Regions from separate parts of the Homo sapiens genome. Here all the other regions are linked to region 2. The links are chromatin loops, found by intact Hi-C in ENCODE. Cell type or tissue: PC-3. All regions are shown on one strand.

What was found. Peaks named below come from ENCODE experiments on the same cell type or tissue, not always from the same donor. Only the 100,000 strongest peaks of a DNase experiment are listed, where the experiment ranks them.
Region 1: it touches region 2 in a loop (7-fold over the local background); 5 of 110 quality-filtered maps call a loop at or near these places.
Region 3: it touches region 2 in a loop (6-fold over the local background); 6 of 110 quality-filtered maps call a loop at or near these places.
Region 4: a loop joins it to region 2, with 11 times the contacts of the local background. A loop is called at or near these places in 9 of 110 quality-filtered maps.

What each region holds. Positions count from the first base shown.
Region 1 is chr10:64,038,311-64,046,310 of GRCh38, forward strand. The region is part of intron 2 of LOC124902439 (a long non-coding RNA gene); the gene reads left to right. Among named protein-coding and RNA genes, the nearest start is that of REEP3, 520 kb to the left of the region's middle. RefSeq lists enhancers at 2,812-2,861, 2,872-2,961, 3,042-3,121, 3,142-3,221, 3,405-3,905 and 1 more. In PC-3, a CTCF peak has its summit at 3,067 (motif pointing right); a DNase peak (open chromatin) is centred at 3,071; H3K4me3 peaks cover 902 bases.
Region 2 is chr10:64,111,251-64,119,250 of GRCh38, forward strand. All of the region lies in intron 3 of LOC124902439 (a long non-coding RNA gene), which reads left to right. Among named protein-coding and RNA genes, the nearest start is that of REEP3, 590 kb to the left of the region's middle. In PC-3, a CTCF peak has its summit at 4,857 (motif pointing right); DNase peaks (open chromatin) are centred at 2,741, 4,451 and 5,651; H3K4me3 peaks cover 520 bases; H3K27ac peaks cover 1,934 bases.
Region 3 is chr10:64,371,874-64,379,873 of GRCh38, forward strand. All of the region lies in intron 4 of LOC124902439 (a long non-coding RNA gene), which reads left to right. Among named protein-coding and RNA genes, the nearest start is that of LINC02671, 550 kb to the right of the region's middle. In PC-3, a CTCF peak has its summit at 4,512; no DNase peak of the experiment used is centred here.
Region 4 is chr10:64,290,003-64,298,002 of GRCh38, forward strand. The region is part of intron 3 of LOC124902439 (a long non-coding RNA gene); the gene reads left to right. Among named protein-coding and RNA genes, the nearest start is that of LINC02671, 630 kb to the right of the region's middle. In PC-3, CTCF peaks have their summits at 3,800, 4,023 and 6,180; no DNase peak of the experiment used is centred here.

The sequences.
Region 1 (8,000 bases), 73 kb before region 2:
CCTTGGCCGTGATAGTGGGTCTCACAGAACACAGTATGGTGACCTTGGCAGAAATCATTTCCCATGGCTGCTTTTCTCAGAAGGAGGCTACGGACATGTGGACGTGCTCAGCTTTCAAAGTGGCTGTGTGACTGGCACTGTGCAAAGCCCTGGAGTTCAGTGGAAAAGCTGTAGTTCCTTCTGTGTACAGTTTTTGCTTAGGTGTGTTTGTTGCTTGGCCCATGTAATGCAGGACTCCCTGGCCTGGGCAGATCTCATTTCATGATTCTCCTCACTTTGAGAAGCTCCTAACAGAGCCATCACGATTTTTTGAGTCTACTGGTGTGTTTAAAAATTTAAAAATGACTAAAGCAGCTTACAGTTATGGCAGTATAAATGTTTACATATAATTGCTTTTAACTCCTTTGGCTATTCATAAAAGAATTACAGTATTTATAAAACTATTACTCATATGCACTTCAGTAAGGGGACACAAGCTTACAGGGTTGTAGGATGACTGTCTTTATTCTGTCTGCCAGAGGATATTGTGACCATATGTGTGTAGGTTTATTTGGGGATACCATCAAATGGCTTAAGTTCAGGACCTTTGTGAATGTGACTCCAAACCAAATGGTGCTTCTATCTACTCCAAATTTGCTCCCCTTTCATTCCTTGAAAGGATTTGAGGCCAGAGGTACAGGCTCTTCAAGGATTTCATTAAACTTATGTGATTCTGTATGTTCTCATTTCAAAACCCAGTTAAATTACATAAGTTAGGTGGCCTACATTCCTTTAAAAACTCCCTTTGACTTGATAGGGATGAGTAAGCAACATTCCGTGCCTAACACTGTGCGAGGGTTCCCCAGAGAACACGAAACTAATCAAGGTGTAGGATGTTGCTTCTACGAAGTTCCCAGTTGGTATAACTCATTGGTCATAATCACCTTGTGTTGTGTGAGCTTTTTTTGTTTTTTCTCAGCTGTGGGTTGTAGGCATTTGAGTGGTACTGCCCACAGCCTGCACCTTGCTGGCCCTCCTCCATGTGTACTGATTCTAGAATTCCTCCTCGACTTGTGGCTTTTATGGTTTCCACGTGCCTTTCAATAATGCCGGCTGTTTTCCCCTCCTGCTGCTCTGCTGGTGTTGCCTAAGGTGCATGTGGCCTCCGCGAACCGTGAAGGCTTTTAAAGAAACTTTTACTTTCATAATGTACTTTTTAGTGTTTTCAATTTCACAGGCCCATTGCTGTTTGGGAAGCAAATGATTTATGAGGAGTTTCCAGAGAATTGATTTCTTGAGATCTGGGTGATCCTTGGCAACGGGATAGGGTTTTTCTGCCTAGTTACTGCAGGGTAAAAACAGAAGAAAACAAATTGAAAGGCCTGACTTGAGAGAAGTTTTATTTATCTGGCTTTGACAGATCAAATAAAATCAGTGAAATTTAGTTATTTTATTTTTGGATTCTTGGAATTCACCCAGATACTCCTGATTGAAGAAAAGGATGTTTTTTGTTTGTTTTTGGAACAGTCACTTTTCTGTATCAGAGAAAATTTGAAGCTGAAAAGCTTTATCTGTCCTTTGTCATCTTTGTGTTATTTAAAGGATTGGATTTTTTTTCTATTTTTTAAAAAATGAGTTATTACTGCAAATTCTAGAAATTTAGGATGGGCAATTTATTTTATTTTTTAAAAAGTTTATAATTGACATAACTGTACATATTTATGGGGTACAACATGTTTCAATAGTTGTATACATTGTGAACTGATTAAATCAGAGTAATTAGCATATCTATCACCTCAAACATTATGTCTTTGAGATGAGAACACTCATAAACCCCTCTTCTAGCTTTTTTATTTTTAAGACAAAGTCTCACTCTGTCACCCAGGCTGGAGTGCAGTGGGGCAATCTCGGCTCACTGCAACCTCTGCCTCCTGGGTTCCAGAGATTCTCATGCCTCAGCCTCCTGAGTAGCTAGGATTACAGGCGTCTGCCACCATGCTGGGCTAATTTTTGTGTTTTTAGTAGAGACGGGGTTTCACCATGTTGGCCAGGCTGGTCTCAAACTCCTGACCTCAGGTGATCCACCTGCCTTGGCCCCCCAAAGTGGGATTACAGCTTCTAGCTATTTTAAAATATACAATATGGCATTGTTTAGTCATCCTGCTTTGCAGTAGACCACCAGAATGCATTCCTCCTAACTCACTGTAGTCTCTCATCATCTCCTCACTCACCACTCTCCATCCTTTGGTAACCACTATTCTACTCTCTACTTCTATGAGAACAATGTTTTAGATTCCACATATGAGTGAGATCATGAGATATTTGTCTTTCTGTGGCTAGTTATTTCACTTAATGTAATGTCCTCCAGGTTCATCCATGTTGCCACAAATGACAGGATTTTATTCTTTTTTATGGCTGAATGGTATTTCATTGTGTATATGCACACTATATTTTCTTTATCGATTCAGGTATTGATAGATATTTAAGTTGATTCCATATTTTGGCAATTGTGAATAGTGCTGCAATGAACATGGGAATGTACATATCTCTTCTACATACTGATTTCATTTCCTTTGGATATACACCCAGCAGTGGGATTGCTAGATCATATGTTAGTTTTATTTTTAGCTTTTTGAGGAACCACCATACTGGTTTCCGTAATGGCTGTGCTAATTTGCATTCTCACCAGCAGTGTGTAAGGGTTCCCATTTCTCCACATCTTTGTCAACACTTATCTTTTGATTTTTTGATAGTAGCCACTCTGACTGGAGTGAGGTGATGTCTCACTGCAGTTTTGATTTGCATTTCCCTGATGAGTGATGTTGGGCACCTGTTCATATAGCACCCGGTGCCTTATTTTGTACATTTGGTGAGGTCTTGGTTCCCTGAATATTATTATTGATACTTGTGGGCATGTGACAAGTCTGTGTGTCGAAAGACTAGGTATTTATTCCAGTCTTCAAAGACTGACGTTGTCCCCGTCCTTCCAGAGCCTCTAAGCCTTCTGTTACCGTCTCTGAACCTCTTTCACTGCTGCTGTTTCAGCACTAGATGGCACCCTAAGCCCACGTTTGCCACAAGTCCGTGGTTTGTGTGTTGCCACATTTTCAGCACTAGAGGGCGCGCTGAGCCCAGGTGTGCCTGTGACCTTGTTTCCGAGGGACCTAAAAAGCTTCGGTGAGTTTCCGCCTTAGGCTGGGGCAGGTCCAGATGCTCCATTCCGGCGCTGCAGAGTTCTGCCTAGCTCTGGGCTTCACTTTGGTGGGTCCAGCACTGGGCTCCAAGGCAACGTCTTGAGGCTACTTCTCTCTCCTTTCCCTAAGCAGACGCTGCCTCTCTTTGTGCCCGGCGGCCTGGGGTTGGGGGAGGGATGGGACGGCAGCGCCGTGGCCACCACAGCTGACCGACGCTGGGCCACACCCGGAGTCCGCAGCTTCCGAGACCAGCCCAGCACAGGGCTACTCCCCAGGCTCACGCGGCTGTGGCCTGCCTGCCACCGAGGCAGCTGGCGCCGAGGCGGCCCAGAGCACGAGGCCGCCACACCGGGCCGCGGGTCCCCCAAGCGACTCCGTCCGCAGGCTCCAGCCTGGGGTTATCTGGTTCTGCCACACGGAGGAAACCAGCCAATGTCGGATTTCACAGTGGCTCGTGGGGGCCAGTGCTGAGTTCCAAGACAAAGTCCTGCACTGAGCGCTTTCCCCTTCCCCAGCGGACGGAGTCGCTCTCTGCACTGTGCTGCCCAGCTTTGGGGGCGGGATGGTGGAGGCAGCAACGTGGCCACCAAGGCTGACCTTAAGGGGGATCGCACCCACAGTGCACGGCTGGGGCCGGCATATCCCCGGCCTGCCTGCCTCTAGTTCACGTGTGGCCGAAGCCCCTGGAGACGCCCTCAGCCGTGCAGGCCGGACATGAGCCCATCCCACCAGGACCAAGGCCTGGCACCCGGGAGGGTCCAGACGATCCATCTGCGGGCCCTGGCCTGGGATGGGGACCTGGAGTTCTGCCCGGTACCAGGCTCCACGTCAAAATCCTGCACTCACTCCACTCTCCCTCCTTGAAGCAAGCAATGCCTCTCTCCAAGCTTCCAGGCTTGGAATTAGGGGAAGGGTGAAGCAGGCAGTGAGACTCTGTCCTTCCTAGCCTCTTCAATGTGTCTTTTCTTATTATTGTGCTAAAACCAGGCACTGAGAGCTCTTACCTGATTTCCTTAGCTCTTGTGAAGGTACCTTCCCACATGGGTACGTGTTCAAAAGGATGTTTCTATGGGAAATGATCACTGGAGTATTCTTTTTGGCCACCTTGCTCCACCCCCAATTTTTGAAGACTCTTGGACTATTACAGCCAAAAGGGAGCTTCAAAATCACTTTCTTTGGTTTCTAGCTTTTTCCTTATGAGAGATAGCCATTGCTACCCAGAACTCTGTGATTGGAAAGCTTTAAGTCTATCAAAAAATCGTTGGACAAATTAACCAAATGCATGCAGAGTTGCTGATCTAACTTGTTACCAAGAAGAATAGCTTAACAGAAAGAAACTTTTTCTAGTGGGCTTGTAAGGGTTGATGACAAAAAAAACTAGAAAGTTTTAAATTATTATTTAATGAATTACTTTCAAAATTCAGAAAATATCAACGACCCCTATACCTCCAGCATCCCCAGTTTTATGAACCACTAATAGAGTTTGTTCAACCATTATAGGGGATAAAATTGAGGTCTCAGAAATACTAAATAATGTTAGCAAATGTCACGTAGCGCTTTTCTTTTCAAAATCAATTGGAGTGATGTCATTAATATGCAGTAATTATAGCTCTTGTAGCCTTTCAGTTGGGGTGTAGCCCAGAGTTTGCACGATTTATATTGAACTGTCAAAAAAAGTAAGCCTGAGTCTTTCTCTCAGTCTCTCTCTCTCCCCCACCACGCCCTCCCACCCTTTTTCTCACCTCTTATCTCTTATATTCTATCATTTTAATGCCATTGTATGTATTTATATTTTAGCTTCATATTGACATCCTCCCAGTGACAGAGGAGTACAGGAAATGATGCAGGTGCAAGGTGCTTACAGTCCAGAGGAAAGGGTGTGAAGCAAGAATGAGAAAGCCTGAGGGAACCATGCAGATATCCTGTGAGTCTTTCTCTGGGGCTGTGTGGCCTAACATCCCCAGGTTTCTTGGGCCTCTGCTTCATCCCTTTCTCCCTGCAGACTCTCTCCCCTTGCTTCCAGTGCAGTGAAAAAGGTGGTTGTCCTTCAGGTCAGGTGCTCTACACAGAATGATCAGAGCTTTGGTATCAACTCCTTATTCATAAGAGAGAAAATCTGATTTGCCTTCTTGGGTCAGGTGGCGGGATGTGTTCCTGGGAAAGTCTCAGAGGAGGGGAATTGTGGATCCTTCTTCCTTCCAAGGTGTCTGTGTCATGGGTTTAGTGCTCTACAGTTCACAGAGTGCTTTTCCAGACATTAAGTACTCTGATTTTCACTACAAGCTTGAGAGTGGATTTTACTAGTGCACTCGTTGTACACAGGAGGAAACTGAGGGTTACAGGGATTAGAGAGTGTACTAGTTTTTTAGGGCTGCAGTAACAAAGTGTTATAAACAGAGTAGCTTAAAACAAAAGAAATTTATTGTCTGTCAGTTCCAGAAGTCCTAAATCAAAGTATCAATAGAATAGGTTCCTTTTAAGGTCCCTGAGGGCAAATCTGTTCCAGGCCCCTCTCCTTCTGGTGGTGGCTGGCCATCCTTGGCATTCCCTGGTTTGTAGCTGCGTCACCCCAATCTTGCCTCTGTCTTTATTTGGTGTTCTTCCTTCCTGTGTCTCTGTCCAGATTTCCCTCATCTTATAAGGATACTAGTCATATTGTATTAAGGGCCCGCCTTAGCCTAGTAAGACTTCGTAACTTAACTAACTACATTTACAAAGATCTCATTTCCAAATAATGTTTTCACATTCTGAAGAACTATGAGTGAGAACTTTAACCTGTCTTTCTGGGGGAACACAATTCAGTACATAATGGATAGTTTGCTCAAACTTTGGACTCAAACTCAGAACTCCTGAGTTTTCAATGGGAATCATTCTTTCCCTGGTTGATTGGGCAATATTAAAGCAGAAAACTACCATGGCTAATTAGCTGTCTACTATTTGTTGTTGAATCAAGCACTTATTCAAAATAAACAAAGCCACTGGCTACTTCATCACTTACATACTTAATCTTATACGATGTGAGGGCAGGAGTTTGGAAAGAAACAATTTTTGGTCAAACAGATAGTTCTATCTTTGATTAAGAAAAATAAAATGTTAAAAGTGTAAAAGTAAATCTTTATATGAGGATTGATACAATAAATATATTGGATGGTATTGCTGAATGGTTTCTATAAAGTGCCTTGATAATTTACTTTGAGCTTATTACAGTTTTCCTTGGCCCACCTGTAGGCTTAACACTGGATGCTTAAAAAGAAAACAAATCCAAAAGTATTTTTCCTTCTTCGGTGGCTAGCTATCCTGAGGGGAGGAAACTATGTCCTCATGCCTGCAGCTAACCATTGGAAATTACTTAAAACCCTTCACCAAACCTTTCACTTAGGTATTGATAACACCCATCAGATGGCCAAATCATTATTTACTGGACGAGGCCTTTTCAAAACTGTCAAGCAGATAGTCAGGGCCTGTGAAGTGTGCCAAAGAAATAATCCCCTGCACTGCAGGCTATACATTTAAATCCCTGTATCTTTAACCTCCTTGTTAAGTTTGTCTCTTCCAGAATCAAAGTTGTAAAACTACAAATTGTTCTTCAAATGAAGCCCCAGATGCAGTCCATGACTAAGATCCACCGCGGACCCCTGGACAGGCCTGCTAGCCCATGTTCCGATGCTAGTGACATCGAAGGCACCCCTCCCGAGGAAATCTCAACTGCACGACCCCTACTATGCGCCAGTTCAGCAGGAAACAGTTAGAGTGGTTGTCGGCCAACCTTCCCAACAGCACTTGGGTTTTCCTGTCGAGAGGGGGAACTGAGAGACATGACTAGCTGGATTTCCTAGGCCGACTAAGAATCCCTAAGCCTAGCTGGGGAGGTGACCGCATCCACCTTTAAACACGGGGCTTGCAACTTAGCTCACACCCAACCAATCAGGTAGTAAAGAGAGTTCACTAAAATGCTGATTAGGCAAAAACAGAAGGTAAATAAATAGCCAATCATCTATCACCTGAGAGCACAGGGCGGGGGACAATGATCGGGATATAAATCCAGGCATTCGAGCAGGCAACGGCAACCCCCTTTGGGTCCCCTCCCATTTTATGGAAGCTCTGTTTTCACTCTATTAAATCTTGCAACTGCAAAAAAAAAAAAAAAAAAACCAGATCCAGATTCATTTTATGAGGCCAGAAAACAAAACAAATCCTCTAATTATTAGCACAGGTCAAAAGGAAAAAATGGAAGTGGCACTAGTTGCTGAGTTCTCTCTTCTTCTGCAGTAGGTCCCAGAATAGAAATTATTATTTTTCTATGATGGGCCAGGGCTAGAGTGACCATATAATTTATCATCCAAACTGGGAGGCCTTAGAAAATCAAAGAGGTGATTAAAAATCATTAAAATTATGTTCTCCAAAATTATTTGCTGACCATCAAATTGTTTTATTTTGTTGGTGAATTTATATAACCAATCCATTCAATAGCTATTTAAAAAATCTATTAAAAAATAAATAACATATCTATGAATTGTAAAGCAAAATAAAAACTTAATATTCAAATATCTGAATATTTAAAAACAATACAAGCAGTATAATTCTTCCTGGTATATATTCATATATGTTGATCAGATTCTTAGCTATGTTTTCTCTAGTACTGTGTCACTGGAATTTTTCTGAAGAATTTTTTTAAATATAGTCTTATTCTTAAGACTATTTTAAACAAATTGCCTTTCATCTTCTTTAAAGTTGTGTCTTATGGTAATAAGTTGGCAATTGTTGCTTTTTTCAATTGCTCTTCTTGGTAGAGTATAATATTTTCCATCAATAAAATAAAATGATTTC
Region 2 (8,000 bases):
GAATACAGCAATGAACAAGACAGACAAAAACCCCTACTCACTTACGTCCTAGTGATTGATAAAGATAATACATAAATAAGAAAAATAAGTAGAATATAGAGTATGGTAGATGGTGGTAAGTGTGAGGAAGAAAATTAAGCAGGAAGGGGAAATGATTTATTTGGGTGTGGTTTGCACTCTTAGACATGCTTGCTGAGAAGCTGCTATGGTTTGAATGCATGTGTCCCTCCAAAATCCACATGTTGAAACTTAAGGGCGTTAATCCTATTCACAAGGGCTGAGCCCTTTTGACCTAATCACTTCCCAAAGACCCCACTTTCTGATATCAGCAGTGGTATTTATGGACTGTTTATAAATGACCCAGTCTAAGGTATTTTGTGATAGGAATAGACTAGGTATTTTGTTAGTAGAAACAGGCTAAGACAGGAGGCCTCACAGGAACGTGGAAAGTGGTAATTAGTAATGACTAAAGTAACTGAGACAGGGAATCGTGTGGCTATCTGGAGATAAAAGCATGCCTCATGTGTTGTGTGTGAGTGTAGTGTGTATGGGGGAATCACAATGGAAATAACAATATCGTTCATAGCAGGTACTCAATACTTGTTTGCGAACTATGAAGAAACAAAAAATATGATGTGTCCACAGATTCTGTAACGGGAAATATGAATCCGGAAAGAAGGGCTTTACAAATAAAAATGCAAAGCAAAAAATGAAAGCACCATTCACCTTAAACTGGCAACACTGAGCGTGTGAAGAAATCTTGGTGAAATTTTTATCGATCAGTTGCCAACAGCCAGCCCAGCCCTTATGCATGCCTGAAGACTTCTACTGACTTAGTTATTGTTCATTTGCATACTAGAATTCAACATGGCCTTGGGTAAATTTTATGAACTGCAGCTCCATCAGAAGTAGCAAGGGGAGATAGCTTTTAAGCTTGATGTCAAAGAGGACACGGATCCCTCTCTCAGCCCTTCCTTTGTAGTTGCCTCTATAATAGGGTATTGAGCTTAACGAACCATTGATCTGACCAGCTCTAGCATTCTATGATTCTTTTCAGTGACCTAGGATGACTTTTTACTGGACTCTGAGATAGCAAATAGGTTTTAGCTCTTGTTCCAACTCTGGTTAGTTGGTAGTGACTGACGGGAGTACAGTCGTGATAAATGCTAAGCCCTATTTGGGCTCATCAGGAAAGACGGCTGTGATTAATTAGCAATGTCTGCCATGGTGGTAGAGATGGTTGCTCACATTTTCCTACCCTATACATCTCCATGTACGCTGTATGAGAAACTGAGCCAAAACATGGGAAACAAAGCCTTTTGCTACAGGCTAATGTTTAAAGACCAAACTCCCCTAGATGTGAAATAACAGAGGTGTATGTATTATGACTTGATAGGAAGACTCTTCAAGGAGAAACTGAAAGTCCATCTGACATTTGCAAAGCATCAGAGATTTGTGAATGAACTCTGGTTATGTTAGAAATAGACAGTAAAGTAATGGGAAATGAAGATAGATCAAGCTTTGATTTATTTGGCCATTTGATACCACCTTTGACAACTTTGTCTAATGAAATGTGAAAAAAGTGCAGAGCACTAGAGCATAACAGAGTCTCATTTCTAAGTCATAGTGCCCAGCCGACCAAGGGAAGCTGAGCCCTAGGCATAGAATGACTGCTTTAATTCCAGGCTGCCACTCTCCTCTGCTTGACATTTGACAGTGTACTTAAAAGTGCTCCTAAGCACATCAAGGGAAATGAATAAGTAAATAATTGGTTGCCCCTTTAAAAATAGAAAATATCAGGCTAGGGTTTAATTAACTGCCATAAATTATTCTCAAGCTAACTGTTCAGAGAAGAGCCACTTTTACCCTTTGCCTCCGATGAAGGAATATGGTTTAGGTTATTTACAGTTTCACTTTCTAAAGAGGAAGTATGAGGTAGTGAGTTTCCCATCACTGAGAATACTAAGGGATAATTTTCTGTACTACTCTGTTGGAGGTTAGACTAGAAAACTATTGCTAACCTATCTCCAAAGATGCTTTTCTTGAAGCCATTCATGAAAATGTGTTTTGGGCAAGGCTTAGCAAAATGAATAGAGCAGTCATTCTTTTCTATTTTTGAAAAATGTTACCCATTTCTGTATAAACCCATTATTCATGTGAGGATAAATAAGGCTCATCGTGTGGAAATAATGGGGATCCAGGAGAGAATAGTCTAGCTCAGAAAATGTTTATTAACACGGACTATGTGTAAGGCATGGATGGGGCCAGACTCCATGGAAACTGTGATATTAACATCAACGTCATCAAACCTAATGAAGGATGACGTGGCAGATTTGCAAATAATTATCATGTAGGCAGCAGGTGATAGGAGATTTAGAATACAAATAAACTACGGTGGGTAGATAAAAGAGAGAGGTATTAATTCTACAAAAACTAAGAGTGATAGATGACAAGGAGGACAGTCAAGGAAGGTTTCCTAAAAGAAAAGACATTTGAACTGAGATTTCACGAATAGGAGGAGGCTTTTACAAGTACAGGTAGGGAAAGGACAGCTTATGCCCAGGGGACTGTGATGACCACGGATCAGAGTTTGAAAAGCAGCGGATATTGTGTGGGAGATGAGACTGGTTTGGGGAGCATCATATAGAGAGACTTAAATACCAGGCAGAGGTGACTGAAATTCTTTCACAGGACTGACAGTTTTTGAGGCAGGAAGCAGCTAAATGGAACTATGCCAGCAATGTGGGAAATGTATGTGGTAGTGATTTGGGGGAAGGTGGCAGACTGGTATCTGGCTCCAAGCTACTCCAATAGCTCATGAAAACTGTAATCTGACCTGGACTAGATTTGCTGAGAAGAGGTAGTTTTCATGGATATAGGAATAGAAAGGATAGTTTTAGCCGTGTGTCTGGGTACTCAGAATGTAAGCAGAGTTGGCCTAGAGAAAGGCAAGGTTTTATTCTCAGGTTGTAAATGAGCCCTGAGGCCTTAGTATTAATTTAAGTCCTAGGCTGGGAAATGTTTAAGGAATACCTGAGGTTCTGGAGGTGAGCTAGCTGCTCTTGCCCACAACAAGTTAAGTCCTGACATCTCAGCAATTCCCAGTCTTCTTGCTAAACCCATGGCAAGATGTGACTGGTTATGGCTGGTTCTGTACAAGGCACATGATGGTGATTTGTATTATGGGGTTGATTAAAAGCTATCATCGTGGGGTGTGTGTGTGTGTGTGTGTGTGTGTGTGTGTGTGTATAAGTAAGTGGGGGAATCCAAGAGTAGACCTATTTGTTGGTAAATTTGGGACTTCTGTTGAGGACTAAAATGATGTCAAAGAGTCTTCCAATAATCCAGAATCCCAGTATTTGCCCTGTTCTGTAAACATCAGGAAGCTCCTGGGGTGGGAGTCAGCGGGGCTGAAGTTCCAGGCATCAGGGACATCATTGTGACAGAGAAAGAGAATAGTGCTTGGTTACTTTTTTTCTTTTTAAATCTTTCCTCTTTTGTCTACCCTAGAATAATTCACTAATGTATGTTAACTCCACCATTTGTTACCTGGGTTCCCCCAGCCAGCTTGCATCTAGACTTGCTGGATAGGTTTCACATCTGCCACCTTCACGGCAAAATTGACCTCCACCAACTCTGCAAAACTCACAGGCTAAAAAAGAAAGGAAGAAGCTGGTACCTGGATGGTGGGTGCCAGAGAAGAGGAAACACTGGGTTTGAAAGGTAGCCTGGAGAGCAAGATGGGAGGGGTGGGTACAAAGAAATATGTCACAGGCATTTGGAGAGGGGTGGAGAGAGCTGGATAACTGGGAGAAGCTTTTCCTAGAAAGTCCAAATTAGTACCAGGAGATTACAGTGACAAGGATAAGTCACACACTCAATGGGAGGTCAAGCTCTGGGAGATGTAATAGCCGTTATTCTGGTGAGAACAAAGAATCATCCCTACATTTGTAGAAATTATGGGGTTATGTCCTAGGCAGCTTATCAAGACAAGAACCAGATCAGAGGTTGGCTTGTTGCTGAATAATAACTTGCTTTGCACTTCACAAATTCATACAGTGGTAATGCTGGGAGGGATGCTAGCATCTTCTAGTCCAGCATCCTTATTAGGCAGGTGAGGGCAGCCTGGCTCAGTCAGTAAGTGGTGAGGTGAAGAGTACTGGAATTCTTGTCTTTTCACAGAATCATCCATAACCTGTTCTACTGTTCACATTTTCTGGGTCATTGTGGAAAACCTAGATTATAACTCTGCTAAATCATAATAACTCATTATTGACCCTTGTGATTTTCTCTTTTCTCACCTTTTCTGTCTGCTTCCTAGAATAGTTGTAATGGTCCAATACGAAGGATGATGTGTATGAAAGTCAGATTCCAAACTACTGAGCACATACAAACCCATATTGGCATGCCAATGATTGCTCATAGAGACTTAAAGTTGGAAGTGCCTTAGAGCATGTCTCATCTGATCTCACAGATTGAAAAGGAACCTGAGACCCAGATAACTGAGAAGCATTTCCCAAGACACATTTAGTGACTTATGGGCTGGTGCCTTAACTCCCTTTTCAAAGTTGGCTTGGTAGAAATTAGCTTCTAGTAAAGAGTGGCAGAGCTGCCCTAGAGCCCAGGTGCCCTGACTCCCAGCCCTGTGTAATTTTTCTCAACAGGTTAAGGGTGTCCTCTCAGTGTTGAGTCTGCAAAGGTTTCTAGGAATGGAGACTCAGCTCCATCTAAAAAATGCCACTTTGTTCTTTATTTGTTCACCTGGATGCATAGGGAGCGGGTCTCCATTTTCTGACTGGAGCTCCTGTGTTACAGGGGCTCAGACGAACATGATGGGTTTTTCTGTGGGGGGAAGAGGCTGGCTCTAGAGGGCAGACTTGAGTTGTTTTGACTTGGATACAAAAGCATTTTCAAAATCTAATCATAAGCAGCAGGAGGAAAACCCATCTAATCATTTGCCTCTATGTCTTTTTATTCATAAATCAGTTGGATCAATAACTATTTAAAATGTGAAAGCCTTTATTTGGCATGCTACCCAAAGAGAAAAGAGAATATTATAACTTTTTTTGAGGAAAAGTAGAATGATTTTTAAATTCAAAAAAAGGGCAAGCATGAAAATCTGGCTTCTGGCCCTATTCTGGGGATCTGGCAATACCATCATGGCGTGTGGAGTTGTGCACTAATTAAAGTGTCTTACTGATGACTTGTTTGGATTCCAGGACAGGCACCAGATGTCACTCAGCCCACAGCATGGAGAGTTACTCTTAATTACAACTTGAAGTTGCCCTAGTTGGCGGTAATTTTTCCCCCTTCAGTTGAATAAGTTAATTCACACTGAAAAGTCTATTTTTTAAAATCTTGATATCTTCCTTCTTCTAACAAAAGAAGGTATTTCATTACAGTACTGACCACTTCTTAAGGGTTACCCCAAAAAGTTAACCCAGGCTAAAATGAGAATTTCCATCAAACAGGAGCTTTATTACACATGTCTTTTGGGCTGTCTCTGTGCTCTTTCCCACAGTCCCCACACTTGTGTCATGAGTGACTGCCAAGGCATTTTCTTCAGAATGTGTCCAACTGCCTCATCCAATTGTCAGAGGCGTTTGAACCAGAGCAACTCCATCTTGAATAGGGGCTAGGTAATATGAGACTGACACCTGCTGAACTGCATTCTCAGGTTAGGCATTCTTAGTCACAGGATGTTTACAGCTAAGGGAACAAGTTAATAATGTTTACTGAACAGACCCAGGACTTAACAGACCCAGGAAATGTCCTGATGTCCCAATACCTTAAGAACAAAAGCATTCTTAGAGTTTCACTTTAAAGATAATAATACAGATTCTTGTGGAAGACAGTAGTTACACAAAGATTAGCAATCCTTTGTTAAAAGCCCTTGTAGTAGAACACATCTCCCCTATGATTTTTTGTTTTGTTATCTTGTGTATAAACAATTATTGTACCTAACGTGGATGTATTCTTCCTCTTGCTTTCGGGAATGTCCAGCTCTGCCTATGGAGTAGCCACTCTTTTATTCCTCTACTTTCTTAATAAACTTGCTTTTGCTTTACTCTGTAGACTTGCCCCGAATTATTTCTTGTGTGAAATCCAAGAACCCCCTCTTGGGGTCTTGATCAGGACCCCTTTTGGGTAACAAAATTTTGCCCTGACCCTATGCCTATCTCCACTGATCGGTACTGGAGAAAGACAGCTGTTTTTGGCCAATCATAATCTGGCTTGAATTCAGTAACTCTGATTGCTCTTGCCCATGAGCATAAATGAGAAGACAAAGCTTTAAGCTTTGGTCAAAGCTGACCTCACTCTATTTCCGAGACCTACAGATGCTGCTTCTAGTAGAGACAACATGGCTTTTATAAGTGATTCAGACGACTAGGCACTGCAGTGCTCAGATTCTATAAGGACCTAATTACCTAGTCTGCTCTAACGAGGCTAATCCTTCCTGGGACCTCAGTACTGAGCCCATGATATTGTTTGGGCCTTTAGTATTACCTGGACGGATTTTTTAACTTGTGTTTTAGAGGTATAAAAGTTAATAGAGTTAGAAGAGAAGAAAAAAACAACATGGGAGTAACTTTATTTAGATGTACTGAACTGTTTTTTTTAGCCTATCCACAGTCAATATTAAGTATAATATACTGATATCACTTTTTGTGTTAGTCTAGCATAAACCAATAATACCTTATCAGTAGGAAATTGACTTTTAAAATCTTTAAAAGCCGGGCACTGGTTTTAATCTTGTTATTTCTTACCAGTTCCGTGAAGTTGAAAATATATAGATTTTGTGCTTAGAAATATTTGCGCTTCAGTTTTTTAATCTGAAAAATGGGATAAATAATATATCCCTTAAAAGGTGACTGTGAGGATTAAAGAAGAAAGCCTAGCTCATGGTAACAATATCAGCTGTCATCACTGCCATTATTATTGTCTTTAACACCCTCGTCTATATTTATTCTTCAATATTCTAGTGCTTGAGCACTACTGAGGTCTTCATTCCAATGGTAATTTTATTTGGGAACAAACAAAAAAAAGTTTGTTCTAAAGACTTGCTGACAACTGGTCCAAAGTCCCTTGATTTAACCCAGTGTTTCTCAGCGTGTGGTCCTCAGATCAGATGGCATTGGTGGTATCACCTGGAACTTATTCAAAATGGAAATTATCACCCCATCGCAGCCTACTGAATTAGAAACTCTGGGGACTTGGTAGAAATGCCAATTATTAGGCCCTGCCCCACACAGACTGAATCAGAAACTCCGGGATAGGCCCAGGGTTTTAACAGTCCCTGTGGTGGTTCTGATGAATGCTAAAATTTGAGAAGCACAGCTCTAAACTGAATTCATCAACTGTAGTTGATCTTTCTACTATTATATATTTGATGATTCTAAATATATTGCACAAATATGTGCAAGACAGCCACCTCTCTAAAATAAAACGGGTACCATCTTGCAGAAGTCACCTCATGATTCCCAGAAGTCGTCTCACTCTAGGAAAAGAAGACCTTGCAGTCAGAATGCCTCTCATGACTCAAATACTCTTCAGTTGGCGGCACTTCCCCTGCCTCTAGTCTAGTACACTGCCACACTAACTATGAATATTTCAGCAAAACAAAAAGGAGAAAGACATTAACAATCACAGCAATAAACCCCAAGACATTCCTGGCCCTGGGCTATGATTCAGAGATCAAAGTCTTTGTTTAAGATCCCAGCTTACAATTATTTCATTACCCATGATTTCAGGGTTATATTGTCTTATTATGACACCTTTGAAGTTGAGATCCTACTTGAAGCCCCAAGAGATGTGGCCATAATAATTTAAAAACTGAAAATGCCTATGATTATCTGTAACTCATGGAGTAGTTTTTCTGCTCTGGTGGGTACATTCTTCTTTGAACATCTGTTCCAAACTTTTGCAGTTCACCTTTAAAACATCTCAAATCCCTGGGTTTTGGGAAAAATGATTAATAGCTTCTATTGATTTTCAAAAGT
Region 3 (8,000 bases), 260 kb after region 2:
AGTGCTACTAGGCACTGGTGGAGTTGGACTCTAGTGCTACTAGGCACTGGTGGAGTTGGACTCTAGTGCTACTAGGCACTGGTGGAGTTGGACTCTAGTGCTACTAGGCACTGGTGGAGTTGGACTCTAGTGCTACTAGGCACTGGTGGAGTTGGACTCTAGTGCTACTAGGCACTGGTGGAGTTGGACTCTAGTGCTACTAGGCACTGGTGGAGTTGGACTCTAGTGCTACTAGGCACTGGTGGAGTTGGACTCTAGTGCTACTAGGCACTGGTGGAGTTGGACTCTAGTGCTACTAGGCACTGGTGGAGTTGGACTCTAGTGCTACTAGGCACTGGTGGAGTTGGACTTTAGTGATACTAGCCACTGGTGGAGTTGGACTCTAGTGCTACTAGGCACAGGTGGAGTTGGACTCTAGTGATACTAGGCACTGGTAGAGTTGACTGTGGAACACCATGTGATAGAAATATCCATTATAAAATGGATTCTGTCAGACTCACTATTTCAAAAGGTTTAGTAGACCTAGGATCAATCCATAGTAAGATGGAACTGGTCCATCCAGTATTGAGCAAAAGAAGGGCTATGGGCAAAAATAAGCTGTACAAGCAGGTGGCCAGACCCTCCTTGCTCTGATGCCTTTCTTCCAGCCCACACCTGTGGCTGAATTAGCTATTACTGTGATGATTACATAGCGGTGATTTATGTATTCATTATTTTTGAAACACTTATAAGTTGTCATTCTGTTATTCTTCTGTAATGAAGAACTTTCTCTTCTCTGCCATTTATTTATCCATATACTTATTTATATTGGTGCAAACTTATGGATTTCTATTTTATTCAATGATTTCTAATTACTTACTGTCATCATTTTCATGCTCAAATTGGCCCAGATTAGGCCAGTAGGAGCAACTTCAAGATAGCTCCTATGTTTTTTTGATACACTCTCATTATTCTCTGTGTAAGAGAATAATGGTCTGGCACCACAAGATGTCTGAGGTTCATCTTCTACTGTCTTTAAATCGAACTCGGAAAAAGTCATTTCTTTAAGAAGCTCCAGTTTCTTTTAGTGGAGGATGACTATTAGAAGCCAAGATCTGACTACTTGGTGTATTCACTACCTTTTCTAAATACATATGTGTATAAGAACATGTACACTCAAAAACCATGACTTCATATTAAAGCCTCCAATTTTAGTCCAAAGTCTTCCTACCCTTTCTCTTTCCATGTTTGTAAATACATTCTTTAACAGTGAAAAACCTAGTTCTCATTATGCACCACATTTGTTTAATCAATTTATTATTTGCCCAATAAATTGCTCACTCAACTTTGGCAACTGACTCTTCTGTCTGCCATTTAATCCCTCCCACTACCCAATAGTGCCCAGGCACCTCACATCCTTGATTGCCAGTGGACACACTGAAAACATGTCTTCAGAAGCCTCCATGCCCTTCTTCTTTAGTGTTTTGTGTTCTTGAGCACCGTAACAAATACTACTGGTGACCCTTCCCTCCCTTCCCTACCTTCCAACTCCTTTATACCAGGAAGGGAAGGGAATTGTTCATTCTATCTTTTTGTTCTACTTCCTGGGAATTTTACCAAATTTGTCTTCCAAACTGTCTATTAAAATATTCAGATGTTTATATATACATACACACAGAGTCAAATACAAATATCTACATATACACAAAAATATCTTCGAATACACATTCATATTATTTGTATTTGAAGAGAAAAGCTTGAAAAATATATTTTTTCTTTCATTCCTTTGAAAGTTTTTAAATTTTAAAATGAAATTTTAAATAATTTTAGAAGAGTTCCAAAAAGAGTACACCAAGTTCCTGTATACCTTTCATCCAGTTTATTCCATTAATATTTTACATAAATGTCATACAACTATTCACAAAAAGATACTAATATTTTTCACTTTTTAAAAAAGTAGAATTTGGCCAGGCACGGTGGCTCACGCCTGTAATCCCAGCACTTTGGGAGACCAAGGCAGGTGGATCATGAGGTCAGGAGTTCAAGACCAGCCTGACCAATATCGTGAAACCCCATCTCTACTAAAATTACAAAAATTAGCCGGGCGTGGTGGCATGCACCTGTTATCCCAGCTACTTAGGAGGCTGAGGCAAGAGAGTCGCTTGAACCCGTGAGGCAGAGGTTGCAGTGAGCTGAGATCACGACATTGCACTCCAGCCTTGGTGACAGAGGAAGACTCCATCTCAAAAAAAAATAGCGTTCTATTCTTGTTCAATGTGTACAATCTCACCTATCTCAGAGGATGTTAGTTCTAATTATTTTAAAATGTTTTTCTGTTCCCTGCTTCTTCTGTATCTTGGTCCTTCCTCCCATTCTCTCTCCCTCCCTCCCTTCCTTCTTTCTTTCCCTTCCTTTTTTACCTCCCTCCCTTTCTCCACATTATAAGGTAGCTGCTACATTCCAGGTGAAGATGCACACTTTTAGTTTTTGTACATTCATGTTTTAGTCATGCTTCTTCTCTCTATTGTATGACTCTCCATCTTTTTAATGTAATTGATAACCAGTTAAGTCCAATTTCCTCCATGATGCTCTTTTTATTGTTCCAGCTTAAGAGTGATTACTTTCTCCATTCTTCTGAACTCCTTACATCAACTTCAAGTCTTGGTTATTTTATGCATCTCTTCCCTGATAGGGTAGAGGTCCCTTGACTGTAAGGTTCAATTAATCTATATGTCATCACAGAGCACCTAGATTAAAAGCAGACATATGGTATTATTATCTACCTGACTATATTTTTATCTCTCCTCACATATTTCAGACTTGGGACTTTGTAATCTGAAAGTAAGTTATTATACCTATTCCTAGGGAAATGTACTTTAGTCATATTTGTTTATTTTTAGAATTTTATTGCCTTTGTAGCACACTTGAGTCTTTGAGACCCACTAATAGACTAAAAATGTTCTATGTTTAGCAATTTACTATTGCCTAAGCATTAATGCATTTTCTATGATCAGAAGATTTCCTTAGTCATAGTAAATGTAATTCAGTCTTTCTTTTGGGTAACTTTAACAATATATAATCTGAAAAGGACTCCTATTGGAACTTTTTTATGAGTTGTAAACTCCTAGGGATGAAGACTAATAAACTAGTGAGGTTTCTGTCAGAGGCAATACTAGTTTATCTGTATTCTTCTCTTTTATATGTTCTTTTCATTTCTTTCTGTCAAGAGTTCCTTTTCTAGAACACTGGAATTATTATTATGATATATTTTAATCCTATGCTTTTGCCTACCATTTCCATTAAGTCTCTTTAAATCTAGGTCTGTGGAGGGAAAAAAAAACATTTACTTGCTACATCTCAAGATTCTCCTGGGGTAATAACTTTGTCTGAAGTTTAGCAAGCCTATGAATTATTAGCCTTAAAAACCTACCTTATTTTATGGGGCTCTTGTTCTTTCTCTTTAGCTGACAACAGCCTTCAGTGGAACTCTTCAGGGTAATAAGTAATTACATTATTTCGGATTACTCTGCTGATTTGTTATTATTAATATCTACTGATGAGAGAACTTGAGCAGTAAGTGTTAGGAGACAGCCACAGACATGTCTACATGTCACAAAACACTGAATCATATCAATTGTAAGTAAAATCAAATAAAAACATATTTTAGTCCTTTTTCTTTCCTTGCGTACTTCTTCCGACCTCCTTTTGTCACATGTCTATCCAACACTTCACGGAAATTTGGCCACAGAGAAGTTTAGCATGTAACACTGCAACCTGATACCTGAATGTCTACAGACTTCATTTTAAATGTTGTCTCTAGAAGCTCTGACCTTCTTTACACATTCCTTTCCTCCTTTCCTCTGGTTTCTAATGGAAAAGAACAAAAGGTCCAAATTGTTTTAAAATTAATTTTATTGGATAATTTAAACAGCCCCTTCAGTAATACTGAAGTCGTCAAGGAAAAGGGCAAATTTCAATCTCCCAGATTTCTCAGGTTTCTACCCCGCTTCCTGGACATTCTCTAATAAAGTATGTGTATTTGTGTGTTTGTAGGAGAGGGGGCAGCATGAGGAGGTAAGAGTTTATACAAACTCATGATAAACAGGGAGAGTCGAGGTCTTCAGCCATAGTATTGTTGGCTCCTGTAGCCTCAAGGACAGTGTCTTTTGTCTGTTTGATGGCTACTTGCCTTGGTGGCTACATGCTTATCTGAGTTTATTAGTGATCTGGATTTTGTCCACTTGGACAGGACCTGATGTTCCTCCCTTGAGGAACATCTCTTCTTATTCCCCTCAGCACTATAGAACCCTGTGAGGTCCGATGTGACTTGTGTTTATTCCTATCTGGGTGATCTGCTCTACTTCCTTCACTAGGGAGGCATCTCTATGGAAACTCCCCAGTAATCGCTTTATTCCTTCAGAGCTCAGTCTATGCTGCCCAGAAACCAACAGTGACTGAGTGAACTAACTCCCAGGGCTGACCAACTATACATTAATGTCACCGTGGGGTAACAGTAGCCAGTCACAAACAGAAAGAGCTCCCTCTGCCCTCCCTCTTAGGTACCTCACATACCTCCTTTCTCTCTAAGGCAGAGGCTCCAACAGGGAAAGTAGGAGAAATAATTACTCACTCTTCTTTCTTCCAATTTTCTCTTCTTTTGCTTGCTTCTGTACTCTAGTGCTAGGAAAACCGTGGGCTTTTCTTTTGCTTATGCTACATCCTATCCTTATTCAAACATGGATCACTAGAAGGGGAATATCCTGTATGCTAGAAGTGCGCTTTATGATCTGAGTCATTCATGCTTATTTGCTGTTATGATAAATGGGGATGGTTGGTGGAAGGATAAAGAAATATAGAAAATTCTTTTTGTAGACAGTAAGTTTACATGCCAAAGTCTGAATATTATCTTGCTCTTTTACATTGCATTTTATTTGCAATAGAATCCAATCTTTCCAAAAGCAAATGATTGTCTCCAATGGTCTAGAAAAGGCAAAAGACAAAAATCACATTTAAACTTTCTAAATATTACTCCTCTAATGGAAGAAATAGGTTTGGGCATTGTATTCAGGTAGCTTAATGTCTACTCCTTATTTATACAAAATAGTTGCTTGATTTACTGAATATTTCACTTTTAAATTAGCTGTTTTTGTTAGCCCTACAGAATCTCCTTGTGATTCCTCCACTGTATACCATCTCCATTCTAAGCTTTTCCACATCTCACCAGAGACTAGTGGCATGGGAATACTATAATAGTAAGAACAGCCTCTGAATGTCATTTCAGATCTAATTTAATAGGATATGGATAATTTGTATGCCATGGTACATCCCCATGCCTGGAGCTAATCTGTATTGAGAGATGAATAATACAAATATCACTTGATTCTTATAATTTATGTAGTATAATATTGTCTTTTTTAAATCTAGAATAGTGGATGCACATAATAAATATTCAATAATACTTGTTGCCATTTTTACTTGATTTCTTACTTGATAATTACTTATCATTTCAAATTAAGACATAATTAAGTGCTGATTAGTTACTAGAGTTTCTAAATATTGATGAATTTTTCATTCTGTATTCTATATTACTTCCCTGAACTTGTTGGGAAGACCTCAGTAACAATGCTTTTTAAAAAGTGTTTTGATAGACCCAGTGATAGGAATACACTTATTAATTTCAGCCTTACTTAGAGATAATTCTTCAAAATTTTAGATTTTTATCTTTTTAAATCTTTGAAATATAGTAAAGAGAGGGCATAATTATTTCATCTTTCACTCTCTACTCAAAACCTCTTATTATTTGACTTCACAATTATTAGTCATCACTTTACACAAATACCTTCCTTAAAAGTTACCCATGACAACTTTATTAAGAAATTCAATTTTCTCTGTGTAGGATAGAGAAAATTTCTCTTTTCAGTCTCTACCCTTCATGCTCCTATTTAACGTGTTACAGTGTGGACCATTCTTTTTCCTGACTCTACTGTCTGAATTACCTAATACTATATAGTTTTTTTATGACTTTCTTTTGTGTTTTCTTTTTTTTTTTCCTTTGGTAAGTTTTATTTGCTTATTCACCTCACTCCTATCCTGCCCATTAATGATGAAGACATTCTTTTTTTTTTTTTTTTTTTTTTTTTTGAGATGGAGTCTCTCTCTGTTGCCCCGGCTGTAGTGCAGTGGCATGAGCTCGGCTCACTGCAACCTCTGCCTCCCGAGTTCACACCATTCTTCTGCCTCAGCCTCCTGAGTAGCTGGGATTACAGGCACCCACCACTGCACCTGGCTAATTTTTGTATTTTTAGTAGAGATGGGGTTTCACATGTTGGCCAGGATGGCCTCGATCTCCTGACCTCGTGATACACCCGGCTCAGCCTCCCAAAGTGCTGGGATTACAGTCATGAGCCACCATGCCTGGCCGGCATTCTTTAATATTTCTTCTGCAATATAGATTTTAAATTCCTTTTTTTCATTTTTGTGGTAGCCAGTTTCCAAAGATATACTGCCACCCCAGTGAACCACACCTTCTGGTACTCACACAGGCCCACTGCTTGAATTGGAGCTGGACCTGTGATGTGTTAATAACCAATAGAATATGGCAGAGGAGGCACTGGGAAAATTCTGAGGCAAGGTCAGATAGACCTTGTAGCTTCCACCTTGAAGCCTTGCCTGTGCTACCACTTAAGATGCCCACTACCATGAAATGCCTATGACTGAGAGGCCACTTGAAGGTACTGTGGATGACGGTGCCAGATGAGCACAGCCATCCAATGTAGATGAAGCACCCTTGGGTCTTACAGATAAGTCCATCTGTCAGCTGAAAACTGTTCTATGAATGCCATGTGGAGCAGAGGTATGGCCCAGCAAAGCCTTGGCTGAATTCTTGACCTATAAAGTCATGAGATATAATAACCTAAAATGGTTCTTGTTTAAACCCAATAACTTTTAGGGTAGTTTGTTATGTAACAGTTTTGCCCACTTCTATTACTTCATTGATATCTCTCTAAGGTGAAAACTCAGAACTGGCTGTGTTGTTTTGCCTGATCACTATTGTAGTTGGACTTTAAATTCTATTCCATTGATCTATTTCTCCATTTCTGTACCAATGCCACACTATTTTAATTATAAAAGCTTTATGATATGTTTTATATCCATACTTGGTAAGGTAAACCATTTCATTCCCCTTCTCCAGCCACAGTTTTCTAGTTTCTATTGAACATTCATACACATAGTTAAAAGATGATAAGAACATCATCTCAAATAATTGGAGAAATTACTTAAAAAACTAGACAATTATTTGGGAAAATATATCTTACACCATACTAAGTGAATTACTGATGATTCAGAAATATAAAAATTGAAACTATCCAAGAAATAAAAGAAACATGAGTGCATTTCTGGGTATAAAAGAAGTTTCCTTGTCCATGATTTAAAATGAAAGACAAGGAAAAAATCAGCAAGTTGGCAAAATAATGCAAAACAAAACAAATCATGATAAATAAAGTGAAAAGACAAATGACAGATTGCAAGAAAAATATTTACAACATATCTCACAGATAAAGGGTAATCTCTCTTATTAGATACAAGTCTCTTAAAATCAATGAAAAAGAAAAAAAACCACAAAAAACAGAAAACAAGAACCTGATAGAAAAATGGACAAAAGTCATTTAACAGACATTCCCACAGACTTAGTATACAAATAGCCATTAAACACGTAAAAGATGCTCAACATTACTCACAAGTTAAAATTTAAGAATATACTGCAATACCATTTCTCATGCATAAAATTCACAAACAAATTGAAAGCTTGTGCTATTTGGTAGAGCTTTGAGGAAGAAAGACTTTTTTGCACATTGCTGGAAGAGGGCAACATTTTTCAACACCTGCTATGTACAAGAGACTTGTATATAATTAGAGGGTACCCTTTATCTGTTATATATGTTGCAAACCTATTACCTCTTATCTCCAAATCTGCCTTTGCTGCTCTGCTTACCAAACTGGAACTGGATCTAGTGAACATT
Region 4 (8,000 bases), 180 kb after region 2:
TTCAGCTCATCTGGCTGGCAAGGAGTTCCCTCCCTCCCTCATTGGCCTCAAAGGTGTATGCTTGGGCACGTGGTTTGGTATAGTTTAGTAACTTTTCAGAAATCTAAACTCTCTAGACTTTGCACTCCTCCTTCTGTATGTAAATATATTTAGCTCCCACCTCTCACACCTGAATATCTGTGGGATGGTCAGGAATCAAAACACAACACCACCACCAACAACAAAATGTAATTTTGAATGCTACGCATTGGTACAGAACACTTGTGATTCAGAGAGATCTGACTTTCAATCTCTATTAGTGCCTTAATGGGTAGTATGAACTTGGGAAAGTTGCTTAGTATCTCTAAGCCTCAGTTTCTTTACATGCACATCGAGAGACAAGTAAGACCTTATGGTGTTAAGAAGATCAAATGAGATAATTTATGTAGAAGAGTGCTTGGCACATGGTCAGCACTTTGCTCAGCAGAGGGTGAAATGTAGTGACTCTGAGCCCTAGGGTCACAATTAATCCTGATCATTTCTGCTGATGGTACTGATTAGCCAGCTGAGTGGGGATAGTGACATCATGTAATGCCACTCAGATCCCCCTTAAAGAACTAGGCATTTATTCCTAAGAGATTGGCAGTGTTGGCCGCTGATAGCTCAAGACTGCATTCCTTTCTGGGAATTGCCCTCTACTGATGGGTGCTCCCTTCCCAGGGACAGCCCACATTCAATGACTGGTTGCTGTTGGGCGATACAAAGATCTGGCCCCTTTACTTCAATGACAGACACCCCTGAAGGGCTTCCCAGCTTTAGAGCTTCCTGAGTGATTGGCAAAGGCCACAGTTGCAACTGTGTCCCAGTTTGGCTTCTGTCTCTGTTTGGTCTTGATTTCCTTGCTCCCTCATAGTAGTTCCTGAGAACATATCCCATTAAAACTCCTTCAGGCACATCTCAGGACCCTAGAGTCTCTTTCCTCAGGAGCCCAAGGAAGATAGGGGGGATCTCTGTTCGCCCATACCACTCATGGTGCATCTTTTTTGAAGGAAGGGGAACAAAGTACCACAGGTGAAGCTTCCCAGACTCCTGAAAGTCTACGGTGCTAACAACAGTTCTCAGACCAAAAACCAGATGACTGTTTTGGTGGTGTCATCAAGAGGGTTCTTTCCTTTTCTCTCTAAAATTTCCAGGCTTCTCCAAGCTTTTCTGTATTTTTTGTTCACGTAGTCTGATTCAACCCAGACTAATTAAATTCTTTACTTCGTCTACCCTGGTGAGCAGGGTTAAGAGTTGAAGAGAAGACAACTGCTCCTGACATGAAGTCCACACACTCCTCTCTCTCACTGCTTTTTAAGAGGAAGTGACAGACACTTTACCAGGGCAGCATGAAGAGAACCGAATGAGGAATAGAATGTGAGTTTCAGAAAAGACTGCCTGTCAATCAGACTGTGATTTTGAAGTGACTTAGGTATTACCTAGCAAGGCCATGATAGATTTTTGAAAGTCACAGAAGCAAGCTCACATTTTGTTAGAGCTATAACTAGCTTGAAACGATGCCAGATTGCCCAAAGTTAGCTAACTTCTAGGCTGCACCCAAGACTTCTAGCTTAGGAAGATTTCCTTGTTAAGTGAGCAGGTTTAGATCAATCGTATAAACAAGCCTTGTCCAATGCTTACTCACCACATGCAAGACACTTCTTGTCATTTGGGGTCTATAAAGGATGATCCCTGCCTCTGACAAGATTAGGGTTTGGCTGGGATCATAAGAGATATTGCATAAAAACTTCAATCAATGACATTAAATGTTCTGAAGGCAATTCTAAAATCATGATGGTTTTCAAATCATATGCTAGGAAGGCCACCATCACCATTTACTGCCTGTGGCACACACCTATATAAGGTGAGCAGATTTCTTGGTATGCCAGCCAGCTCAGCTGAGTATTCTTACTCCCAAAAGCAGAAAGCTAGGTTTTTTGTTTGCTTATATTCTTGAATATCCAAATATGTATCTGAGACAATTAAGGGCAGAGTGACTGTAGTGTTCTAGTCAGTGTCTGGTTTGATTTAAAAAATGTCCAGCAACTAAGAACCTCAAATGTCAGGGAAAAAAGTTTGTTTTCACATAGCAATATTTCCTTTGGTAATCTGCCATGCAAATAGTCAGCAACTATTGGACTCTTAAATCTTCCCAAGTGTTATGTGTTACAGAAAATAGAAAAGTTATTAAATGTAGGCATATAGGGAAATGTGAATCACAAAATTGAATCAACTAGAATTAAAAGCTTCATATTTTATATGATTTATATTGAGATTAGCATCTTAAAAAATAAATTTATTAAAAGAATAAAACAGTGAGTAAAGTCATCTTCAGGCATTAGAAGGTCTCCTTAGCTTTCAGAATATAGTCTGCCTCCAGAAGCATTCCTAATCATGCAGGAATGGATTATAAATCTTGTATGGAATTGGGGCCATGTTGACTAACCAAATAGAAACATTTTTTAAAGAAAAATATTTTAGGCTGGGCATGGTGGCTCACACCTGTAATCCCAGCACTTTGGGAGGCTGAGGTGTGTGGATCACCTGAGGTCAGGAGTTCAAGACCAGCCTGGCAAACATGGTGAAACCCCATCTCTACTAAAAATACAAAAAATAGCTGGGCGTGGTGGTGGATTCCTGCAATCCCAGCTACTCAGGAGGCTGAGGTGGGAGAATTGCTTGAACTCGGGAGGTGGAGGCTGCAGTGAGCCGAGATTGTGCCACTGCACTCCTGGCCAAAGAATGAGACTCTGTATAAAAAATACATATATACATATATTTTATATTACAGTGTTTTAACAGCTCATTGCTGTTCATTTGAAGCAGGATTTCTTCTTGTAAAGTAAAACTTTATCTCAAATCCCAATTTACAAAACAGGAAAAAAAATCATGCTTTGGTAAAATACATTTTCTAAAATTTACTTCATAAAATGCATTTGAATATCCTAATTGTAGCTTCTTTGATAACCACAAACATTTAATTCAGTACCTAAATTTTTATTTATCTGTGTTAGCTTCACAATATGGAGAAAATTGACATTCAAACAGATTAGGTGAATACAACCTTTTTAAAACACCATGCAATCACAGTGTACTTTTCAAGTAGGTATGAGAAGAGATGTTATATTTAGAGGTTTCTCACAAAACCTTTTAACTGTGCAATAAGCATTAACATATTGGTTTTCTCTAATGTACTATAATTTGGGATTGATGTGTGTATGTTGTTGCAATAGTTTTTTTTAAATAGATTTGCTTTTTAGAACAGTTTTAGGTTCACAGCCAAGTTGAGAGGAAGGTACAGAAATCCCATATATCCCTTGATCCCACACATGCATAGCCTCCACCATTATCAACAGTCCCCACCAGAGTTGTACATTTACTGCAATTGTTGAATCTACATTGACACTTCATAATCCCCTAAAGCCCACAGTTTACATTAGGGTTTACTGCTGGTATTGTACATTTTATGGGTTTGAATAAATGCATAATGGCATGTATTCACCATTATACTCTCATACGGAGTATTTTCACTGCCTTCAAAATCCTCTGCACTCTGCCTGTTCACTCCTTCCTTGCCTCTAATCCTTGTCAATCACTAATCTTTGTACTGTTTGTGTAGCTTTACTGGAATGTCATATAGTTGGTATTATAGATTATTTAGGCTTTTCAGATTGCCTTCTTTCACTCAGTAATGTGCATTTATGTTTCCTTCATGTTTTTGCATGGCTTGATAACTCATTTTTTTAAAAATTTATTTTTTGAGACAGAGTCTCCCTCTGTCGGCCAGGCTGGAGTGCAGTGGTGTGATCTCAGCTCACTGCAACCTCACCTCCCAGGTTCAGGTGATTCTCCTGCCTCAGCCTCCCAAGTAGCTGGGATTACAGGCATGTGCCACCACACCTGGCTAATTTTTGTATTTTTAGTAGAGACAAGTTTTCACCATGTTGGCCAGGCTAGTCTCGAACTCCTGACCTCAGGTGATCTGCCCACCTTGGCCTCCCAAAGTGCTCAGATTACAGGCGTAATCAGTTACAACCACCATGCCCAGCCAACTCATTTATTTTTAATGCTGAATAATATTCTATTATCTGGATATACTCCAGTTTATTTATCTATTCATCTTCTAAAGGACATCGTGGTTGCTTCCAAGTTTTAACAACTAGGATTAAAGCTGCTATAAACATCTGTGTGCAGATTTTGTGTGGATATGTTTTCAACTCCTTGGGAAAATACGAAGAAAATGAGATTGCTGGATTGTATGGTAAGAGTATATTTAGTTTTGTAAGAAACTGCCAAACTCTATTTTGTAATGGTTTTTAAAATTAGTTTAAAAACAAAAATATAAGATTTCAATGACATATTTATAGATTTCTGAAACACTTCTTTCAAGGATAGGCAAATCTCTGCTATAGTGCATAATAAAAATCAAAGCAGTAAGAATGTGGAGCAACAGAAACTCTCATTTATTCCTGGTGGGAATGCAAAATAGTAGTCACTTTGCAAGACAGTTTGGCAAAAAATAAAAATTAAAAAAATCAAAACACTGCTACCTACCCCAAGAGACTGAATTAAGGAACATATAAAAATATGATGGTTAGATGTAAATTAGACCTTTTGTCAATGATAGTTCTTATTTTATTTATTTAAAAAATCTGACTCTACAAGTTACTTTCAGTGTCATCTGGGACCATTTATTTAACCTTTATAAAATGTATTTTTCCCATTTGTAAATTGAAAGTAACAGATACATAATGAATTTTCATGAGAAGAGTAAATTAATATATGATATATACTCTCTCCTTTCTTCCTTTCAATTGTAGACTATTATTAATATTATTATTATTAATGGAATTATAAACTCTATTAACTATCTGTATCATCCTTCCCCTGCTCCACACAGTGAGCAAGAAAAAAATTTATTTGTAATGAAAGTCTTTACAGAAGCATCTCAAAGGGGAACACAGTATATTCTATTGTGTTTCTTACATTTTATCCTGAACATTTATATCTAAATCATTAAAATTTAATTAAATTAATAAAAAATTTTTAAAATGAAAATTGGATCACCTTTAAGAGAAAGACATGAAACTCAAAAGGCTGTGTTTACAGCTCCCTGCAGGTCTTCTAAGTGTAGATGGCATACAATAGTCTCTGAAAACAAACCCCTTAACCTGGGACGCCCCAGAAGTTCTTTACCCATTATATACAAGGTAAAAGTCTGGCAGTTATATTTGACTTTTCTTTTTTTCACTCTCATATCAGTCAGTTGCCAAGTCCTGGCAATGTTCCTGCTTAATCCCAGCATCTACTACCTAGTTAGGCTTTTATTATGTCCTTCCTGGATTAAACTAATAACCTCCAATTCCATGCTTGCCACCTTCCACTAATCTGAATGAGTACCACCCTCTTTCTGAACACAAGTCGATGCCTCAGGTGTTGCCTATGGAGTGAAGTCCAAGCTTCCAGAATTTGGCCCCTGCATCTTCTCAGGCTTATTTTTCACTGTTCTTCACATCAAATTTATTCCTGTTCAACACTGAACTGCTTATAGTTCTGGTACACATCACAGGGTTTCATTTTTATGTCCTTGAATTTCTTCCTTCCTTCATCTAGATAACCCAGCTCAGGCATAAGTTATTTCCAGAACTTCTTTTCTGAGTGCTATCCCCTCTCCCTACTCAACCTCTTTCAAAATTAATTTAGGTACACCTTCTCTAGGTCCTATACATCCCTATTCATTTCTTATCATCTTACCTAGGATAGGACATTGGGATACTCTCTGTTTAGGTGTCGGTATCCGTCTGTCAACTCCTTGAAGAAAAAGCAAGTGTCTGATTGACTCAGTGTCCAGCATTCTTTTTGGTCCCTAGGGGACAGAGAAAAATGTGTGTTTCACTCGTAAGATAAATGAAAGCATGGGTTGCCAATAGTCCCACTCTTTCTCAGTGTAATCAAGAGTTAGTCAATAATGTATTACATCTACCGGCACTTGAGGCTTGCTGATTGCTGATTTTTAAGCACAAACTATTCAGCTTTTCTTTTGCCCTGAGGTTTGTCTTTATAGGACCTGCACAAAAAACAAATTTGGGTAATCACACTCATCCTTTATAGTAGTGGAAGTTTCTGTTTATTGGAACTAAACAATTATGGATGTCTGCATGTGTCCCTGTGCCCCAGTAGGTGGCCTAGTTAATGGGGAAAGCATAAAGTTTAATTGATGGGAATAGTCCATTGTATAATTTGACTTCTTCAGCCAGAATTTTATTGGCAAGCTCAGTAGGACACCCAAGGCCGACCATATCTTTACATTCCTGAACATATACTGAGGACTTCTTGAGACTATGGAAATGTACCAGTATAATTGTGGGAGATGAGTGCATAGGAGATTTACATGAAAGAGGGATTTAAAAGCATCCTGTTATTCTCCTACCAAACATTGGTGAATCTGGATACTGTAAGCCTCTGATTATACTATAATAGGAGTATATATGAACTGAAAAAGGTCAAAAAATGACAACTCAGATTCCTCTAGAAATGAAAAGGTTTGGAATAGGTTTGCTTTCCAAGCCAAACAAAACCCATGACTAAGAAATGCTGTCTATGGTTCAAGGAAATGGTTGAAAATAGACATATTTTCTTCTTCTTCTTTTTTTTTTTTTTTTGAGACGGATTCTCACTCTCTTTCCCAGGTTGGAGTGCAGTGGCGCGATCTCGGCTCACTGCAACTTCCACCTCCCGGGTTCAAGCAATTCTCTGCCTCAGCCCCCCAAGTAGCTGGGATTACAGGCGCGTGCCACCATGCCCAGCTAAGTTTTGTATTTTTCGTAGAGATGGGGTTTCACCACCTTGGCCAGAATGGTCTTAACCTCCTGACCTCGTGATCCACCCACCTTGGCCTCCCAAAGTGCTGGGATTACAGGCGTGAGCCACTGCGCCCAGCCATGTATTTTCTTTTTAGTACCTATTACTATGTAATGTACTATATAATTTACTTTTTATCTTGTTTATATCTGTTTCCTCCTCTGCAATGGAAGCTCCATGAAGGTAAGGGTTTTGTTCTGCCTCATATGCTCCAGTATCCCCAATGCTTAGAATAGTGTGGGTAAAATGATAATTCCTCAATAAATATGTTCTGAATGAATTATTTAATAGGTTAGTAAGATACATTAAAGTGATAGCAAATACTATCGAGAATTGCATAATGGAGAACAGTTAATTCCACATTCTGTGATGGCTGTGGTAGTATCACTATTCCCTTTCAAAGTAATTAATTCATTTTACATCTGGAACTTAAGATAATTATCAAATTTGGAAATATTTGAAATAAATTTAAGTATTTGCTGAGCAAAAATACTGAACCAGGCACTGTACCATTGTACTTTTAGATTCTTCTTATTTCAGTATCACCCTCAGCCTGGAATTGTTCTATTATATATTATCATATCTCCATGAAGATAAGCATTTCCATTTTAAATATTGTAGGCAAGATTTGCTTAAACTATGAATTGAAAATATAATGGAAACTATTTACTAAATCTGAAATCGACTCATATTTCCTTTTTTTCTCAAGCCTCAAATAAAATAAGCAGCTATTGCACTTACATTTACAAAAAACAAAAACACCTAGCAAATTAGTTTAACTAGCAATATCACAATATTCTCAATAGAATTGTTTAATTTATTGAAAGATTTTATTGGAGAAGGAACTTGTCTAGTTAGGTAATTAATGTAGACCAACATCCTTTTAAGTATTAATTTCCTTAAAGTATATTTCTTTCTTTTTCTATATGATCCTTTTCTATTTTTGAAAGGCTCAAAGTACTATTGTTTCATGTTATACAGATACATGAAACCTGAGTCTGTAATAATGATTAATCAAGGGAAAAAAGATGTTACAATATATTATTGTGCATTAAAGAATTTTAAGGTGCCAGCTCCTTGGGAGGCTGAGGCAGGAGAATTGCTTGAACCCGGGAGGTGGA